Linked DNA regions of Mus musculus: regions 2, 3 and 4 are each linked to region 1. Evidence: chromatin loops called from intact Hi-C (ENCODE). Cell type or tissue: gastrocnemius. All regions are shown on one strand.

What was found. A loop is a pair of places that touch in the nucleus more often than their neighbours do. Peaks named below come from ENCODE experiments on the same cell type or tissue, not always from the same donor. Only the 100,000 strongest peaks of a DNase experiment are listed, where the experiment ranks them.
Region 2: it touches region 1 in a loop (4-fold over the local background); 2 of 42 quality-filtered maps call a loop at or near these places.
Region 3: it touches region 1 in a loop (1.8-fold over the local background); 2 of 42 quality-filtered maps call a loop at or near these places.
Region 4: a loop joins it to region 1, with 3 times the contacts of the local background. A loop is called at or near these places in 2 of 42 quality-filtered maps.

What each region holds. Positions count from the first base shown.
Region 1 is chr13:92,877,051-92,882,050 of GRCm38, forward strand. No RefSeq gene overlaps it. Among named protein-coding and RNA genes, the nearest start is that of Gm31630, 3.5 kb to the right of the region's middle. In gastrocnemius, no CTCF peak of the experiment used is centred here; DNase peaks (open chromatin) are centred at 3,084 and 3,693; H3K27ac peaks cover 3,093 bases.
Region 2 is chr13:93,134,829-93,139,828 of GRCm38, forward strand. All of the region lies in intron 1 of Cmya5 (cardiomyopathy associated 5), which reads right to left. Among named protein-coding and RNA genes, the nearest start is that of Cmya5, 7.4 kb to the right of the region's middle. In gastrocnemius, no CTCF peak of the experiment used is centred here; a DNase peak (open chromatin) is centred at 2,483; H3K4me3 peaks cover 4,236 bases; H3K27ac peaks cover 4,914 bases.
Region 3 is chr13:92,964,635-92,969,634 of GRCm38, forward strand. No RefSeq gene overlaps it. Among named protein-coding and RNA genes, the nearest start is that of Gm41019, 39 kb to the right of the region's middle. In gastrocnemius, no CTCF peak of the experiment used is centred here; a DNase peak (open chromatin) is centred at 2,613; H3K27ac peaks cover 1,625 bases.
Region 4 is chr13:93,000,349-93,005,348 of GRCm38, forward strand. No RefSeq gene overlaps it. Among named protein-coding and RNA genes, the nearest start is that of Gm41019, 3.0 kb to the right of the region's middle. In gastrocnemius, a CTCF peak has its summit at 2,275; DNase peaks (open chromatin) are centred at 843 and 2,292; H3K4me3 peaks cover 1,026 bases; H3K27ac peaks cover 4,241 bases.

The DNA.
Region 1 (5,000 bases):
TGCCCTTGTATTTGGAGCATAGATATTCAGAATTGAGATTTCCTCTTGGAGGATTTTACCTTTGATGAGAATGATGTGCCCCTTCTTGTCTTTTTTGATGACTTTAGGTTGGAAGTCAATCTTATCAGATATTAGGATGGCTACTCCAGCTTGTTTCTTCATACCATTTGCTTGGAAAATTGTTTTCCAGCCTTTCATTCTGAGGTAGTGTCTATCTTTTTCTCTGAGATGAGTTTCCTGTAAGCAACAAAATGTTGGGTCTTGTTTGTGTAGCCAGTTTGTTAGTCTATGTCTTTTTATTGGGGAGTTGAGACCATTGATATTAAGAGATATTAAGGAAAAGTAATTCTTGCTTCCTGTTATTTTTGTTGTTAAAGTTGGCATTCTGTTCTTGTGGCTCTCTTCTTTTAGGTTTGTTGAGGGATTACCTTCTTGTTTTTTCTAGGGCGTTGTTCCCGTTCTTGTATTGGTTTTTTTTTCTGTTATTATCCTTTGAAGGGCTGGATTTGTGGAGAGATAATGTGTGAATTTGGTTTTGTCGTGGAATACTTTGGTTTCTCCATCTATGGTAATTGAGAGTTTGGCTGGGTATAGTAGCCTGGGCTGGAATTTGTGTTCTCTTAGTGTCTGTATAACATCTGTCCAGGCTCTTCTGGCTTTCATAGTCTCTGGTGAAAAATCTGGTGTAATTCTGATAGGCTTGCCTTTATATGTTACTTGACCTTTTCCCTTACTGCTTTTAGTATTCTATCTTTATTTAGTGCATTTGTTGTTCTGATTATTATGTGTCGGGAGGAATTTCTTTTCTGGTCCAGTCTATTTGGAGTTCTGTAGGCTTCTTGTATGTTCATAGGCATCTCTTTCTTTAGATTTGGGAAGTTTTCTTCAATAATTTTGTTGAAGATGTTTGCTGGTCCTTTGAGTTGAAAATCTTCATTCTCATCCACTCCTATTATCTGTAGGTTTGGTCTTCTCATTGTGTCCTGGATTTCCTGGATATTTTGATTTAGGATCTTTTTGCATTTTCCATTTTCTTTGATTGTTGTGCCGATGTTCTCTATGGAAACTTCTGCACCTGAGATTCTCTCTTCCATCTCTTGTATTCTGTTGCTGATGCTCAAATCTATGGTTCCAGATTTCTTTCCTAGGGTTTCTATCTCCAGTGTTGCCTCACTTTGAGTTTTCTTTATTGTGTCTAATTCCCTTTTTAGGTCTAGTATGGTTTTGTTCATTTCCATCACCTGTTTGTTGTTTTTTCTGTAAGGACTTCTACCTGTTTGATTGTGTTTTCCTGTTTTTCTTTAAGGACTTGTAACTCTTTAGCAGTGTTCTCCTGTATTTCTTTAAGTGAGTTATTAAAGTCCTTTTTGATGTCCTCTACCATCATCATGAGACATGCTTTTAAATCTGGGTCTAGGTTTTCGGGTGTGTTGGGGTGCCCTGGACTGGGCGAAGTGGGAGTGCTGGGTTCTGATGATGGTGAGTGGTCTTGGTTCCTGTTAGTAAGATTCCTACGTTTACCTTTCGCCATCTGGTAATCTCTGGAGTTAGTAGTTATAGTTGACTCTGTTTAGAGATTGTTCTTCTGGTGATTCTGTTACCGTCTATCAGCAGACCTGGGAGACAGATTCTCTCCTCTGAGTTTCAGTGCTCAGAGCACTCTCTGCTGGCAAGCTCTCTTACACAGAAGGTGTGCAGATATCTTGTGTTTGGACCTACTCCTGGCTGAAGAAGAAGGACCAAAACAGGACCTTTCTCAGAAGCTGTGTTGCTTTGGCAGGTCCCAGAAGCTGTCAGCTTCTGTGGTGCAGACTCTCACCTGTGCAGACTAAATTCCTAAGTTCGGCGGAGTCCCGGAACCAAGATGGCACCCGCTGCTCCTGAGGCTGAGGCCGCCTCCTGAGCCAGGCAGACACCTGTCCTCTGGTCCGGATGGTGGCCGGCTGTCTGCGGCCCGCAAAGGGTGCTGCCTCAGTGGCTCTGTGCCTCCGCCTGTCCCAGAAGCTGTCCGGTTCTGTGGCGCACCCTCTCACCTGTTCAGACTAATTTCCTAAGTTCTGTGGAGTCCCGGAACCAAGATGAATATCAGCTTTCTAACAAGAAGATCCAAGCAAGGCCAGCTTCAAAGTAATTGATCACTGGTGAATGTTCACGAATGACATAGCATGTGCCCTTCCCAGCCTTGAGCAGGCTGAGAAGACCTTGAGTGTTTGCCACAGTGGATCTCATCAACCTGGGTGGAGTCATCTGCCTTGGTTGCACACACAGCTTCCTATGGGAACTTAGAAGAATAGACTGAGCTTACTTTGCAATGTAATGACGGCTAACGAGCACTGTTTCTAATGATCTCACCTACAGCATGCATAGCCTGGTGCTTCACCACAGGCCCTGGAGGAGGAAACACACTGGGGGGCTCCAAAGTTGGGTTTCAAATGTGTTACTTGACGGTCTGTGATGGCCACTTGAATGTCAGAGTTGAAAATGTGGAAAAAAGTAGACATAAGGAACATTTATTTTTAAAAGTGCCTTTTCAACTTGAGGACAGCTAGCAAGCCACTGAGTTAGCATTCTATGTGTGTTTATGACCCGTCAAGAACGGCCAGAAAGTGACGTGTGAGCAAGAAGAAAACAATGTGGCCTGCTGTTCATCTCTCAGAGCATCCAACTGCTGAAGGTCACTCTGCAATCAAAATAGATTTTCCCTCATCAGTAGCCATATGTCAGGAAGTGGAAACAGGCCACACCATGTCTGTTAAACAACTGCACACGAGAGCCAGTGTGTAGTCACTTTTTTTTTCCAGTTTATTTTCAACAGTGTGAGTGTTCCTGAGAAACCTCTGTGCAACTGGGTCTGGTACTTTAATCAGAATTTCAGTGTAGTTTCAGTCCTGGTCACATCTCTACCCCTCCTGTTTCTCGGTAACAGTCTCTCCCTCCCGAGTCTGATTTCTGCTCCCCCAGCTGAGTGCGTAGTCAATTTAATATATGCTGGGGGGGGGGGGGTGAGGCTCCTCAACAGAGGCATTTCCAAGATTAGGTATTGTCTAAACAGTAAGGCAGACCCTGTGCCAGAACACCCAGGCGGGCGACAGAAAGGGTCCGCAGTGTTAATTAGGTCTGTCCGGAAGGAGTCTGCTTCCCAGCCTCTTGAGGGCTATCCAGTCTCCTGAAGATGATGTGCCGGATCCCTCCGAGGTGGAAGGGCCTGGAAAAACTGAGCAGTGTTTACCAAATGCTTTCCATTTAAAACTCTTTGATGAATGGTTATTGAAATGGGGTGGGTGGGGAGGGGGAGACACACTGAATACTTTTGTGGTCACAGCTAGAGGCCTATTCTTGGGCCCAGGACAGAAGGTCCAGACATAAAGTGTGAACAAAGCCCTTCCCTCCTCACTGGATTAGCACAAGGGGTGCGTGCAGAGGCAGGTGAGGAAGGCCGTAAATCCCAGTCCACAAACAGAAAGTTTAAGAATCTCTCCATTTTCTTATAACAACTTAATTTCCACTGCCAAGCTCTTGTTTCTTCTTGTTGGCAGAAGAAATACAGAAAATGAAAAATGTGTCACCTCAGTGTTCCTGGGCTCCAGGAAGTTGTTGATGTCAGAGGCCAGCCAAGGCCTTTGCAGGAAGCCCACCTGGCCCTGGCTCCTTGGCCCACATCATTTATCTCTGTGGCAGCCTCCCTTGGACTGGACCCTCAGGCCCAGCCACCTCCAAGTCTGTCTGCCAAGTGCCCTGGGGTAATGTGTACTGAAATCACTCTCCTTGGAAGCAGGGCTGGCTCTCAGCTCCTAGAACCCACAAATCCATCTCCCTGTCTCCTCTCCACTACCTCCTGCCAGACAAACAGGCTCTCTGTGGAGTTTGAGAAATTGCTTCTTTGGATCCCTTAAATGATAAATAAAAAGAATCCTCTTAGAACTAAGGCCTCTGCTCCTGAAGGTGGGAGGGGAAGTTTTAATTTTGTGTTTTGTCTACACAGTTCCTGAGAAGCCAAGGACCCAGTCATCTACAGACTTCTTAAGGTGGGGCAGGGGGAGGGAAAGAAAACACGGTGAGATGGATACGATGATAAAAGATACATTTTTGGGACAAGGGAGCACACAATCACATCTCCCAGTGCTGTAAAGGAAAACCACACTTCAACCCTCTATCCACATGTTCTGATTTCTGTGGGCCCAGGAGCCCATGGCTTCCCAGACAGACAAGGATACCAAATTACCAGGAAGGACTGGAACCCTGGGAGTTTTAAAAAAAAAAAAAAGAAAGAAAGAAACACCTCCTTAGGAGAAAGAGCCCTTGGTACACTGACTCATAGAGGCACCATAAAGACAGGCACTGAGTGCAGTGAGCATCTGAACAAAATTTTCTGTGACCTTCCTCCTGAGTCTCTCTATGGTGTCAGGGAGACAAGGCCAATGGTGTACCTCCCAGAGCAAGGATGGAGAGATCTGCATTTCCTCAACCCACCTCTACCACACAGGAAAATGAAATAGAAGAGCAGGTCACAGAGGTAGAGCTCCTGCTGTCCTTGCACCTCTGGGTAGAGACCTGAATTAGGAACACTGGAGGCCATGAAGAAGCAGCCAGAGGGAGAAATGACCTAAGATATACCAGAAGCCAAAGGCAGTTTAATGTCACACTGACGTTTTGGCTGACCTTTAAAAACTACTACATGGCATGGCTGACCAAGGAGAGCAGAGAAAGAGAAATCCAGGCAGTAGCCTGAGCTGTGCACATTGTACTTCCCTGCCTCCTGCTCGGACGTTCACATGGAATGGAAGACGTCCGCATACAGGAAGGAGATGGAGATGGGGCTGGGCAAAGGGACTGATTATTTTAGCAGAATATCATCAAACTATTGAAGAACAGTAGGCAGAAGGAGCTAGACAGGGGTTTCCACGTGTCCCTCCCATCACTGCGGCACAGAGACGGGTCAGATTTTAGTCCATACACCATACTGGAATAAGGAGAGCCTGGGGTCCCGGGGAACCTGGGTT
Region 2 (5,000 bases), 260 kb after region 1:
ATGGCAGTCTCTACATGGTCCATCCTTTCATCTCAGCTCCAAACTTTGTCTCTGTAACTCCTTCCATGGGTGTTTTGTTCCCAATTCTAAGGAGGGGCATAGTGTCCACACTTCAGTCTTCATTTTTCTTGAGTTTCATGTGTTTAGCAAATTGTATCTTATATCTTGGGAATCCTAGGTTTTGGGCTAATATCCACTTATCAGTGAGTACATATTGTGTGAGTTCCTTTGTGAATGTCACACTCTTTTAATAGTTGATGTTTTTAAGGAGTCTGGGACTCCTGAGGACAAGGGTTAGGAGGAGGTTGTTGTTTTCTGCAGCTTCCTGAGGAGCCTGGTGCACTCCTGGCAGCTAGAAAGATGGGGTGCAATTGTAAGGCTATAGATAGGGCCCACTTACTGCCAAGCCTCATCTTTCCCTTCCTCTGTCCCAGGACCATGCCCTAGGTGACAGGTACGTGCTATCCCAGCTCTGGGAGACTGAGGGAGAAGAATTTCTGTGAGTTTGAGGCTAGCCTGGGCTACATGAGTTCTAGGTCAGTCTGAGCTAAAGTATGAGACCCTATGTCAAATAAAAGTATGTGGAGAGCAGATCTGAGAGGAGTTAGGGGAGGAGTGGGGAGCAAATATGATAAATATATATTGTAGAAATATATGAAATTCTCAAAGAAATTAATAAAAATATTTTTAAAAATATTTCAAAAGAAAAAGCTAGATTGAAAAACTTAAAAATTTACCACCTTATACTTAACATTGAAGAAAGTATCAGAATTGTGTGGCTATTATGGTAAATGCCCACAGTGTGTATCATGTGACCCTGTATGGCACATAGAGAAGTGTTTGGTGTTGCTAGCTTTGACCTTTTGAAACCCAAGTGTGCTGGGTTGCTTAATGTCTATTTTTAAACGCAAGATTGACTCTCTTCATTACACACTAAGAAACTTAATACAGCAAAGGTGCTGGCCAGAGTTAGCAACAACTTGCCAGGCATTTTATGCTTTTGCTTTAAAAAAAAATAAAAATAAATTGAAATAATCATTTATTCGGGCTAGAGGGGAGGACTCATCAGTTGAGAACACGTGTTGTTCTTGCAGAGGACATGAGTTTGGTTCCTAGCACCCATGTTGGATGGTTTACAAACACCTGTAACTCCAGGGGAATCAGACACTGTCTTCTGGCCCACATACATGTATGAATAGCCACAAGCAGAGAAATACATATACGCATAAATTTTTTAAATTTATAAAAAAATAAATGTTAAAATAGTAAACTTATGCTCCAATAAAAAGAAGTTGGAAAAGAAGAACAGGTATCACTGAAGGCAAGCACTGACTCTGTCATAGGACATGCTAGCATCCTCGCTTACGCCCTGCAAGCTATCTGGAATTATGTAAATTACTCAATAGTTTTACCTTCTGTTTTCTCTCTCACAAAATCAGGGTGAAAGCAATGCCTATCTCATTGAGGTATTGTCTTATTTTTAAAAACAAACCATTCCATATAATGAGTGACAGTGTTCAGAATGAGTGATGGACTCCCTGAGCGAGTGTTGATTGTCCTTCTCTTCCCTGGGCCTCTGTCACTGGTCCCAAGTATAAGAGGGTCAGGCAGATGACATCAAAGTGTCCCTCTAGGGCAAGTGCCATCAGCAGCCAGGCTGTCCTGCCAAGTACATGACAGAGCAGTCACTGATTTTGCTGTGGATGGAGGGAGAAGGGTTGACAGGAGACCCAGAGACTGAAAGAAAACCACTAGGAGGTCCAAGCCAGACCCCTACCTCAGCTCCCTAGGACCCACCTCACAGTGCAGTAACTTCAGTGACAGACACCCTACTCCATAGGTTAGAGTAGATATATTAGAAACTTTACTTACAAAAAAAAAAAATTAGACAGATGGGATGGCACAGAATGATGAGTGACTTTTAGCATGTTGAGTTTTCCTGAAGAAAAGTACATCGTATGAAGGAAACATGGGAGGTCCACAGGGAGTGGCTTAGAGACTGATGTTGGTAGATAGAGAGTGGAGACTAATCTTCCCATATAGGTTGGACTTTCCGGATCAGGTGCAGGGTTTTCTGAACTGGGGACATTCCAGAGAGAATTCTTCCCTGAGCAAAAAACAAAGGCTATACCTATCCTTCCTGGGTCTAGGGGCAGCTTTGGGACAAGCCACAGAAGGCAGAGATGCTCACTGCAGATGACATAACTGAACAGTTCCTTAGTTCTTGTCACCGTGCCCTCCAGGCTATTGTATTTCTAAAGTCATTGAGCACTGTCAATCTCTGGTCAACAACTGGCAATAGTCTACCTGATCCAAGTTCAATGCCCCAATGATATTTGCTTCCTGAAGAAGTTCAACATGTTCACATTCGCTCGCTCACTGACTCACGTATGCATTCACTTAGACAACCAGCAAACGTGCTCAGCTCCCTGGGCATCCTGAGTGATTACGGACGGCATCAGAACATTTACAGCAGCAGTTGGCAGCACAGCAAGTGCCGGGAATGGAACCAGCCCTCATCACAGGTGGCTACAGAGCCATTCAGGTCTGTAGTGAGGGAAGGGCACCTGAGATGTGCTCTAAAATAAAATGTACCCAGAGTTTCAAGACACAGTGCAAGACAATGTAATCTAATGACTATGTTTTACAAATAGTACCTTGATTATTGAATTAAAAAATTATTAGATGATAAATTATTATCATCTGTTTCTTTGTATAAATTTAATGGCCACTTAAAGTGTTAAAATTAGTGCTAGGCAGTGGTAATACACGCCTTTAATCCCAGCATTCAGGAGTCAGAGGCAAGCTGAACTCTTGAGTTTGACACCAGCCTAGTCTACAGTGAGTTCCAGGACAACTAGAGCTGCACAGAGAAACCCCATCTCAAAAAGAAAGGAAGGAAGGAAGAAAGGAAGGAAGGAAGGAAGGAGGGAGGGAGGGAGGGAGGGAAGGAGGGAAGGAGGGAAGGAGAGAGACAGACAGAGAAACAAACAAAGTTAAATTATCTATGTGGTTGACATTATATTTCTATTGGCTAACACTGGAATGACAAAAGATTCTTTTTCTGTGTGAATCACACCCAGTCTCTTGCATCTGACTCTAAGTTTGCTTGACATGGAAGGGTGATCTGGTTCTAATATCTGAGTAGTACCATATTTTCCCTAAGCCCACGCTTAGAACAGCCAGGGAACATAATTTTGTTGTTGCTTCTCTCTCAGTATGTCCTACACTTTAGTAGATTTGCTGTTTTCAAGGGGAAAAATTAATTACAATTCTTGCATTATTCCTCTCTATTCAAGGTGTCACCAAGGGCATGTGACAGCCAGTCAGTCAACACTTCAGCAGCTCCTAGCTTTCTGGTTCCAAGGGCCTCTGTTTTCTCCTCTCTCCTCCCTCAGCCTCTGGCATCTGAGGCAGCCAGGCGCCCCTCCCACCCCAGCACTACTTTCCACTGACCTCAGAAGAGAGCTAGCTCAAATAACACACTTGTCAGAACACCTTGGTAAGCAAACCAGTGAAAGACACCACACAGTTGGCAAGTGACTTAGAGTGCCCTGGATTGATAGCAACCACCTTCATTTTCCACCCTCATCTCCCACCAGATTGCCTCCCTGCAATGATGAGTTACAATGGAATGCCATTAGGACATTTACTGCTATCAGCCCAGATTGGCGTGTTATTTACACAGATCCTGCCAGTGCTGTAATGAAGGTGATTTGGAAGTTTTAGGAACCGTTCTAAAACCCTCCATGTTTCCATAGGGAAAATCAACCTTGACTCCATGGAGGCTGCCGTAAAACAGAAACATTGTTAAGGTTCCTGAATAGTGGAAAAGGCCTCATACAGAAACCAACAAAAACAAAAGAAAACTAAGTATCTCTCAACACATCTCTCTGCATCCAGGGCACTGTGGGTTTTAAACATTTACAACAGTTCTTGCACCTCTTACGTGTTCTAAAAGCTTACCCAAGTGACAATGTTGAATGGACTGATGTTTATAGCCTTTAAAGAAGTGTTCCAATCACTACTTCTAAAAAAAATTGTTTTGTTTTGACTCCTGAATGGCACGGTATGATAGACAGAACACAGCTTTTTGAGTTTACTAGGAATAAAATCTAAGCCCTGATCACAGCCTGTGAGGCCTTACCTGGGGTCTACAACCCAGATATATTGGGGGAGTGTGGTGGGGAGGGGTTAGTAGGGGTGTATGCCAGGAGAAACATAAGTCAGTGTTGGTGTCTTCCTTAATGGCATCTTCTATATTAAAGCATAATGTTCCACTTGATCCCAGAGCTCAGATTTGACTAGTCTAGCCAGCTTGCCCCAGGGATTCCCTGTCTCATCCTGAGTACTGTAATACAGACAGGCCATGTGTGTACAGGCAGGCATGCTGGAGATCCCAGTCCATTCCTCACTTTCACGGCAGGCATGAGCTTTACCTGCTGAGCCCGCTCCCCAGCCCCAGATCTGCAGCCTGGGTTTCTTGCACTCACCCTTGTCAGCCTCACCCCACCCCACCCCACTCACTCCACTCCAGCAGCCTGAGTTCCCTGTGTTCCTTCCCACCCCAGTGCCTTTACACCTGCTCTGCCACTTGCAGGAGACACATTTCTTCAGCCTCTGCTCAAATATGGCTCGGCAGAGCCTTCTTCAGCATCCTATTCCAAATGGCAGCACCTTTATCCTGCTATAGTTATCTCCACAGAACTTGCACCCATCTGGGACATTATATATATTATCCATTTGCTCATCTCCAGACTGGGAAGGCAGGTTCAGGAGGTAGCACTCTGCTTTCCACTCACTGCATTTGTCTGTCATCTTTTGGGCCTAGGAAGTACCTGGCATGCTGAGTATCCAACAAGTATCTGCAGATGGAACAGAGTAGTGAGCAGTCTAAGTTCTACCAATGGAAAGTGGTTCCACTTTTAAAACTGTCTCTTGCCACTAGGCTTCTGAGTCTCTAAGATGCTTGGCTGCCCACAGATGTTCCCAGGGCCTCT
Region 3 (5,000 bases), 88 kb after region 1:
GAAAAGCAATTTATGTGTGTGCAGTGAGAGCTCTGCTTGCCAAGTGGCAGCCAGAGCTGGGATGTTCTCCCTGGGCAGCCACGAGGGACCTGAATCTAGACTACTGGTTAGAAGGATCTAGAAGCTCACTGCCATCAGTTACAGAGAACCCAGTGTTGGTTTCCATACAAGCATGCCAGATTATTGGGCTGGTCCAGCCTGGAGTCTACCTAGGCTTCTAGTCAGGAGTTGGCCCTACCAACATGAGACAGTAGAATCTTCTTCTGCCTTCTTATTGCCACCATAAGGGTAAAAATTTATTAGGGGGAGGAAAACAAAATCTTGTAGGTAAAATAAAATAAAATAAAATAAAATAAATGATTCTACTAACAATTCCTTATTCCTGAAACACTCTGCTTTCTATCAAAAATGGTCTGGAATTTTTAAAGGAAGGGCATTGAAGGTTTGACATTTCTTCCTCCTGAGGAGGAGGGGAATGTGCTGGTCTGCCCTGAGTCCCTGCCCCTTCCTTCATCTTCATCTTTCTTTGTCAGCTAATTCTTTCAGCATCCCTGAGCGATGTCATCCAGGCCTGTAGCACACAGGAGAACAGAGCAGGCTGGCTCCAAGGGAAGGGGAACATGGGAAACGACTGGGCAGAAGCATCCTAGAACATGCAGCAATAGAAAGTGGGTCAAATGGTTGCTGAGATACCTTATTTCATAGGTGGCCACCAGAGGAGCATGTTCCCAAGGAAAAGGCTGCCTTTGCATCCTAGTCACACTCAGTGGCCAGGAGCTGCCCACAGGAAGCATGACCCTAGTACAGAGGCAGTAATGGATCATGGAGCACAATAGCTGGACCATTTGTCAATTAAGTTCCTTGTTCACAGTACTTGTCAGTACTTGGTCCCTGAAAGAGAAGTTTCAATAGACCTTCATTGAAGGAAAATGAATGAATGAATGACTAATCACTGGTACTAGTGGGACAGCTGAAATGGCATGGCAATCTCAAGTGTCAAGAAATAAACCTTTGAAATAGATCGTTCTAGAAATAAGCTTTACTTTCAAGTCTAGCTAGACTTTCAGAGTGAGCTTTTAAGACCCTCAGAGGGAAGTGTTTCAAGTCAGGGCAATGTCCCTGAGTCAGAGTGGCTAGAAGTTGACTATCATGAGAGACGTGGGCACAGAGGGAGCCTGAGGAAGCTTATGTTCTAGCTGTGGGCACATGCCACCCATGCATGCTATTGGCTATTTCTCCAAGTCTACCCAATTGTGAACTGTCTCACCATCGTCCATGGGTGACGGAAGGAGAGGGGAGGACTAGTCTAACAGTGGTAATTGTCTTACTGTGCTTTAGAAAGTACAGAGGTCCAGAGAAGACAGTTAGTGAGAGCTATCTAACGAGTAGGGAGGGGATCTAAACCATGGGATCTCATCCACATAACTTCTCGTCAAGAGTGCAGTGGACACTGGACAGCCATACTCTGAAATGACCAGTTAGTTCCAGCTAATATTCTTCACTGGGGAAAATGTAGGCAGCTTTGTAGTTTGAAGCACAGTGTCCCAACAGAATCTGTCGATCCACTCAGGATGCTTAGAACCATGGCCCTCAAGATGTCTAAAATGCCTGAGCCAAGTTGGCCAAGACCTTAGGAAACATTACATGCAGCTGAGAACAATGTGTGTTGGCAGAGCCTGTTGTGTTCTTTGTGTACAGCTCAGTTCAGTCTCAGAGAACCATTGACAAGCTGGGGCCTCTGTCTGGAGACAACAGAAGTATCAAAAACACCTAGGGACGAGTGTGTAATCCTGAATCCCTGAAGTTTCATCCAGTCACATTGGACTGAGTACCAGTATCAAAGGACCTGGGTTCAAAGCCAGACTCACCAAGTCAGTTCATGCATGTCCTTGAGCTGTTGGCTGAGCTATAAGCTTTTCATCTGTAACATGATCTTGGGAAGCTTTCTCCCTACCTGTTATGAAGATTTCAGGTATCACGTTCCAAAGAGCCCAGTATCAGGTACACGGGTATTCAGCTGATAACATCTATTATTACAATTACTACTGTTAAAGTAGCATTGTTATTGTTAGCAGACAATGTAAATTAGACTTGACTTTGACATTTACTGTTTTGTGTTAGCCAGATTATTTAGCCCCTCTGGACCTCATTTTTCTTATACTGAAATTGGAGAAAATATTACTTAATCTGGCATGGTATTACACGAATCAGAGGTAATCTCAGAAAGCGCCTAATGATGAGCCTGGATCAAAGTGGTCCTCAGTAAAGGCCATCTATGATTAAAGCAAGCAAGAACAATTATTGATGTTGGTTCCTATAAATCAATTTTGTCTAAGCATCACAAGCCCTTTGAATTATTCTTTGGGGGATAAAGTCTCTTTGAAATCTGGTTGCTTTATTCCTGAGGACCCTGTGGGTTGTGGAGGCTGAGGCTGGCTGGAGCCTCCTTCACACTCCCCTTCCTTGGGATCCCCCTCTCTCTCTGCACTTTCCAGGGAGACATTTCCCAGCCAGCCTCAGGTCCCCTGAGGAGAGCTGGAGCAACAGGCCACTGTTCTTTAAGCTGCTGCTGAATTTTCAGACCATGAGACTCTGGTCTCTTCACTCTGGGCTGGCCCATCCCCAAGAAGAAAGCATGCCAGGAGGTGGAGGAGGTTATAAAACCATTTTGTATCCATCCTGTTTTTAATTGATTTCACAGCAGGGGAAGAAAAATCGGAATCTTTCCCTTGTAACCTTTCCATGAGGGAGGCCTTCACTGGTCAGGAAACCCAGCTGGGGAGAGCTGGGCTCCAAATATGTGCTCTCAGTTTTCTTCCCCAGTCTGTAAACCCCTCTGTGAGAGTCATGATGCATGCCAATGGTTTTCAAGGGTTCTCTGGGGAACTGCTTTGCACACTAGCTCTTGGCAGAGGAAGCCTTGCCTCTGTCCCCACCTGAGCCAGTCTGGTCTCCATCTAATGACTGATTATGCCACGGGTCTGCCAGGGCACCCAGTGCCTTAGATCTGGATTCTGTTCCTTTTTGGCTCAAGCCCACAATGACTGCCCTGTAGGAACCCAAAGTCTCTGAAGAGTTTTGTGGATTTCTGGGTGGGGGCAGAGATAATTACCTTTGGTCTCAAATTTTCTACATTTTGGTACAGGAACTTGGCCCACAATATGGTGTGTGGAGTCTTTAGTGTGGAGTAAGAGGTTGGAAAGAGATGCCATGTGACTCACCACAGAGAAAACAATGGAAACATGCATGCTTGATTCTGTTCTTAAAAGATGGTTCCATCATCCAGCCTCGAGTGAGGGAATGGATGGGTTCTCTGCATTTACTAACTACATGCTAATATTAACATTACCTCTAGAAAAAGAGTTGAGTTATGGGGACCCCGGGCACACACACTGTGACTGTGTATCACCCAATCCTCTTGAATTTTGCACTATTTTACATATATAATTATATTACACATATGTCCAATATATTACCATATCCTCTTTAATTCATCTAAATTGTCTTCTCGAACCCTCTTTCTGCTTAGCCAATCCTTTAAGGGCTAATTTCAAAAAGTCCTAGCTACTTGGGAGGTTGAAAGACTAAGTACCTTTCTCATCTGAGCCCAGAGGTTTAGACTAACATGGGCAACACAACACATATTCTGTCTAGAAGAAGGAGGAGGAGGAGGAGGAGCAGGAGGAGGAGGAGGAGGAGGAGGAGAGGAAGAAGAAGAAGAAGAAGAAGAAGAAGAAGAAGAAGAAGAAGAAGAAGAAGAAGAAGAAGAAGAAGAAGAAGAAGAAGAAGAGGAGGAGGAGGAGGAAGAGGAGGAGGAGGAGGAGGAGGAGGAGGAGGAGGAGGAAGCTATTATTGTTGTTTTGTCTTCTTTTTCCTAATTACTCAAGCCTCTATAGTCCCCTTTGTCCTATGTGACAGAATTTCCCGTCAGTTTTGCTCAGTTGGAACCACTCACAAAGTATCTCCCTATAGCTGTTTGCTGAAAGTAGCATTTGTCACTTCCTCATGGGTGAAAACTCACAGCACGTTGCCCAAAGAGAAAATGAGAAATAAGGTCACATGGGACAAGTCTAGGAAAAGGTACAGCTAACACAGAATGTCCTTTAGAACTGAGTCAAGCCCTTCCTTCATTCTTGCTGCTCCATGACCAGTGGGAATTCCAGCTGTGAGAACTGCTTATCAATGAGCCCATTACTGTCTCGCCTCTTCTCTGTTGGTAAAAGCGCTTGGGTCTCTTCCTGGAGATGCATGTCGGACCATTAAAAATGATAGGAACACGTAACTCTGTGGACCACTGTGAGCTAGGTGCCTGAGACCAAGACTTGGAACAGCTCATTTTCTTCACTTAAAGCACACTAAGGAAAAGGAAACAAAAACCATGAAGTATATATTCTTGTCCGGACTTTGGTCTGAAGACATTTGAGGAAAAGAAATAGGGGGAAATCTTCAAGGAGATACAGTGTTGGCACAGAAGGAAAGGGTGAGATCCCTGAGAACAAAAGACCCTCATTAAGAAGTCAGCTTCCAGGAGATTCCAGGATACTCCTCCCCTCTCTTTTTGACAACGAAACCCTGTTCTGCCACTGAGGTACCCCACCATATGCCTTGGAAGAGACTGGGAGGCCTCAGTTCCAGAAGACGCTCTGAAACAGTAGTTCTTAGCCTTCCTAATGCTGTGACCCTTTAATATGGTTCCTCATGTTGTGGTGACCCCAACCATAAAATTATTTTTGTGGTTATTTCATTACTGTAATTTTGCTACTGTTACAAATCATACTATAAATGTCTGTATGTTCTTATCCATTTTCTGATGGTCTTAGGTTACCCCTGTGAAAGAATTGTTCAACCCCCACAAGGATCAAATGTAGGAAGTCCATCCCTAAGGGACAAAGATTGTACTTCTTCTATAGACACTCCTCTGTCACCAGCTCCTCAATCTGGGAGCTCTGCCTTCCAACTAAAACCTGATGTCTGTGTCCCCAGACTAAAATGAAGGTTCC
Region 4 (5,000 bases), 120 kb after region 1:
CCCTCCAGGGTCCAACTAGGGTTCATGTTCCAGTTGCTGCCCTTGAAGATACCAAGAGGTCCCATCTTCCCCATTAGCAGTAGAGATGGCTTTTTAAAAGGTGAGCTAATGGCTTGCAGAAAGCTTTTTATAACTCAGAGGTTAAAACAGGGAGGCTGCGGCTCCTTTCACAGTTAACCGGAGAGTTCTTGACCAGCACTCGTTCCCCAAGCTGGCTTGAGTTTGGGGTTCACTATACCCAGTTTCTTTACTGCTTTGTGCATCTTCCAAAGCTCTCCTTCCACTCTGAGCTGCTGGGCTCCTGCCTCTACAGCGACATTTTCTTCCCTTCCTCTCTCCCTTCCCGCCTTCTCAGCTGTCAGAACCTGACTCAGCCGGAGCTGTGTGGGAACAGCATGGAGTGAATCACCGAGCAGTGATTCTGAAGGGGACCTGATTACCCCCTAGTCCGCCAGGCACATCTTGTTCCTGCCTAGCTGACCATTTTCATGGAAGCTATTTTTTGTGTATGAGACCGTTACTCCTGGACTCCAGGCAGAGTATAAAAAGCAGAGCGATAGCTCATGGGGTAGTTGGTCAGAATCATATTTCCCAGGGCACTGACCGGGATTTTGACAAGACACAGCTGGCTGAGGGAGTATGCTGGAAAACTTAGCCCTGGGGTGAGGAAGAAGAGGAGGAGGGCCCTTTAAATAGCAGGTGGCTTCACTGTTTCTATAAATGAGATGGTACGTTTCCACTGAGCGCTGATTACAAAGATGGTCTTTTATTAGACAGCTGTACCAACCCATAGGCCAGCCCTTGAGGCTCTATCAGGGAAAATTTCCCTGCGGCTCATAAACATGCTTGGATGCACATCTCTGTTCAGTGCCAGGGCTGTTTGTTACTGATTTCTGCCTGTGGATTCTGCGCAGGCCACAAATGAGGGGCCTGTCAGGGATGGAGGGAGAGTCATGGGCCAGAGCCTTGTTTCAAACACTGCCAGACTTAGTTATCCTCTCCATTTGTGTATTTATCTTAGAGCAGGTTGTCCTCTAAGACACTGTTGAGACACTGAAGAGAAACACAAGTGCTCTGTCCTAAGAGAGAGAGAGGAGAGGGGAAAAGGAGGTGGAGGAGGCCTTCAAAGCCCTGTAGATCTCTCCGTGAAGGAATGCTGAACGCACCTTTAATCAACTCAGAACTCCCCCTTGAAAATGCAGAATGATGTGGGTGGCGTGTGAGCTGTGCATCACCCCTGGGTGAACTGCCTGCTTTGCAGTAACTTTGCTCTTAGGAAACTGAGATTCGTGGCCCATGGCTCCTTAGAGTGATCCAACCCATTGGACAACATTCCTGAAAACACAGTGGTCTGCGTGGTTGTGAAGTCAACCTTGGTCGGTCAAAACCTCCCTGGCCATGTCTCCACACCCCTCCACTGTTGTCTCTTAATTTGACACAAATCATAGCAGCTAATACCAAGAATCTACTTGATTTTTATCATATTGTCTAACACCTTAGATTTTTTTAAGCTTTATTTTATATCACTTAGATGTACAATAAACTAGAGCATGCACACAGCCCTAAGTTCAACCTACAAAATGTAAAATAAACTTTATTTAACTTATAATTATTGTTGCTACTGTTGTTATTGTGGGGGGAGGCATATGCATACCACAGTGTGAGTGTAGAGGTCAAAGGATAAGTTTGTAGAGTTGATTTTCTTCTCCCATCTTTACATGTGTTTGGGGATTGAACTCAGGTTAGCAGTCTTAAGCAGCAAACACCTCTAACCAATAAGAGCCATCTTGCTGGCTCTAATTCTAACAACTCTGTGAAATGCATTGTATTTTCAAACCAAGCGACCAAGACTCACTCACAGAGTCACTGGTGGAAAGTGGTATGGCCAGAAGTTAATCCCAAGTGGATGAATTATGCTGGCACGGCCAAGTCTATTCCCCAGTCCTCCCTTGTCCATGCTAAGCCCTTCTGTGAGACAATAGTAGAGGCCACTACTCAAGAAGTAGCTACAAAATAAAGGACTGGTCCACACACACTATACTAATTCAGTTCTTAGCTTTCACAGTTGCTGGGGGGGAGGGTTACTGGATCTTAGACACTGAAGCAAATAAATCAGCTAGATGCTCCAAGTAAAGAGTCCTCAATTATAAAACCTCCCTCCTCCTCCTCCTCACAGGACAGTAGGTTGGCAGGAAACCCACATGTTCCAGAAGCAGGAGACACAGCATCTTGTGGTGTGTCCACCCCCAAGTGGGAACAGAAGGCAAGCACATTCACTTCCCAGATGGCCGCGTTGGAAAAGGGGGCTGGCTAGACCCCAAGCCCTTTCCTGACCTGCTCTTGGCTTGGGATACTGGGGTGGAGGCTGGTCCTCTGAGAAATGCATTTGCCCTTTGCTTGCAAAACATCTATGAGTGATTGATGGACTTGTCCCAGGGTAGAAAGGAATGGCATTGAAATGGAGCCACTTTAAGACAAAGATTTCACTGTTTCAGGAAGCTTCAGCTACCTAGACTTACAACAGGATCAAAAGAGATCAGATTGTGACGGCTGTGGCAGGGACCTGAGGCAGGCCAAGAAAGGAGCCTCGGTCACAGTCACTTGTAATAAGATGAGAAATGCACTCACACAGAACTGTGACCTCTGTTTTCTTCACTGGCTAAAAATCAAGTAGATCCAGCTCCCAATAGGGACCATAACTCTTTCTCAATTGATTATGCCTTGGGAAATGAATTGGAGGCTTCTAGTCTGCAGATGGGAAGGTCACACAGACCTTGTTGACCCAGTACACACAGGTGGCTCAGGACAGTGCCCAGCTTAGAATCATCAAGAAGCTGGCCTTGTATACACAATTATTTCATGTCTTTGGGGGCTTTAATTTTCTTATAAAGGGTAGACATGGAACTTTTACAGGCAGTGGCATTATGTAGACTAAATCCTGTAAGCACCCAATAACATGTAAAGTGTTATTTCCTCAAGGTTAGAATAACACAATAGAAAGGGGCTTTTCTGAGTTTATGTCTTTGCTCTGCCACTTACTAGTTGTGCAACCTTGGAGAAGAATCATCGGAATACCCACTTCACAGAGTTCTTGTGAAGACTGATGGGATAATTCATGGGGAATTACCTTCCTATAAAAGGGCTCCGTAGCATTTGCTTCTATCCATTTACCTGTGATACACTGAGAGTCTATCTCTTTGTCTCAGTTAAAGGCAGGGTACCTACAAATGACCCCCATGGGCTCAAGATTGCCTGGATCAGACTGGTAGAGACAGTAGAGACAGCACCCATGCCTCCACCTCTTAGGTACCTGCCTAGCCTATTGGGACACCTCGCATTTAGCCTCTGTCTTCTCAGCTTCTGAGATCTCAGGATTCCAGAAGTGCGATCCTGCTTAGCCCCCCTCCCCTGGCCTGTCTTGTTCTATTACTGCTGGCATCCTGGTGGGACAATTTCACGGGGAGCTGGAACCAGTGCATTAGAGTAAGAAATCTAAAGAGATGCCATTTCTACCTAATCTGCTTTCTCCCCATGGGTCGATTTGACTGCACTTTTACTTTGGAATAAAAAGAACCTAGAAACCAGATAAGCAAACACCTTATTATCAAGAACCATCTGCAGAAAGTTTCATGCAGTGTCTCCAAGGTCAAAGCTATGCTCTACCTCATACCCAGAACAACAGGCAGGCAGGCTCGATAAGGGATCGTGAGGCCCTGAGACACAGAAGCAAGAGCATTCATTCCAACTGGATCTGCAAGTTCTCTGTGAACCCGAAATCTTCAAGGGAAGTTCATGAGTGTATTTAACAGAAACATCTAAGATCACTTGGAGTCAGTTGGGGAGGGAGGGAGTGCAGAAAAAAATTCAACAGCAACCCTGAGCCTTGTTCTTGGCTCTTTCCTTCTCTCTGATCCCAGATTTTCATTTTTTAAGAGTGCCATCTGTTCTTCCTGACTTTCTTGTCAAAGGAAATCATTTTGATTTTCGAAACTGTATGTTTTCTCTCTTTCATGTTCCTAGGCTGGTTCTTCCGGCTGCATACGTGGGGGATGGCAGTGTTAAGAGGCCAGTTTCTGCCATTAACTTAAAGAGACTAACTCCCACCAAGGTAGGCTGAGCCCCTGGGTTGCTGAGCCAATTGTACAGAATTGTAAGATGGCAGTGGGATTTTCTTTAGATTGCTGGAGACCTAGGTAAGGTGATGAAAATGTTCTGTCTGTGGAGTCCAAGGCAATAGCCAGGGGTACTTCAAGTGAGAAACTACATTTTAAATTTTAATTCATTTCTATTAACTTACCCCCTACTCTAAATGTAAATATACAGATCGTTAACTATATGACACAGTTTACAGGACTATGTGTGAATGCAGATTCAGGGAGTTGAGACAAGCCAAGCTCCTACCTACAGCAGGCTCACACCCACTCCGCCACCTTTTCTGACCCTTTCCTCGTAGATGATCCTTCCACAAACTACTACAACTAACTGGACATTTCAGAAAGCAGTTTCCTCTAGCACATGGCCACATCAATTTCTTTTCTAAAAGTGATTATATCTTCCAGCTACTGTGTGGGCTTTCAAATATTCTAGAATATGTGATACCAAAGCCCCATTCTTTCATTTGAATGTTATCTGCAAACCATGAAGCTTTTTCTTGAGAAGAAATGTGAGTCCAACCTTAGGTCAGAAAGAAAGAATACTGCAATCCATTAGTAATGTCTGCTGAGGTTGTGGGCAGGGGTGAAATGGCAATACTGGTTCTCATTTTGGCCAACTCATTATTGATCTTTGTAACTTTGCTTCAAGAACTATTGAACTAAATTATGTCACTTACCAAATGTATTTTACAGCAGTCACCTCCTGTTTTTGTTCTCCTTTCCCAATATCTGTAATGTCCTAAGTCTCTTGACAAGATAAAACTAAAATATATAAGTATTTTATAAACACCTTAGTTTTTCGTTGGACAAGGGCTGAGGTAAGGCAGTGAAATTTTATTAAGAAAA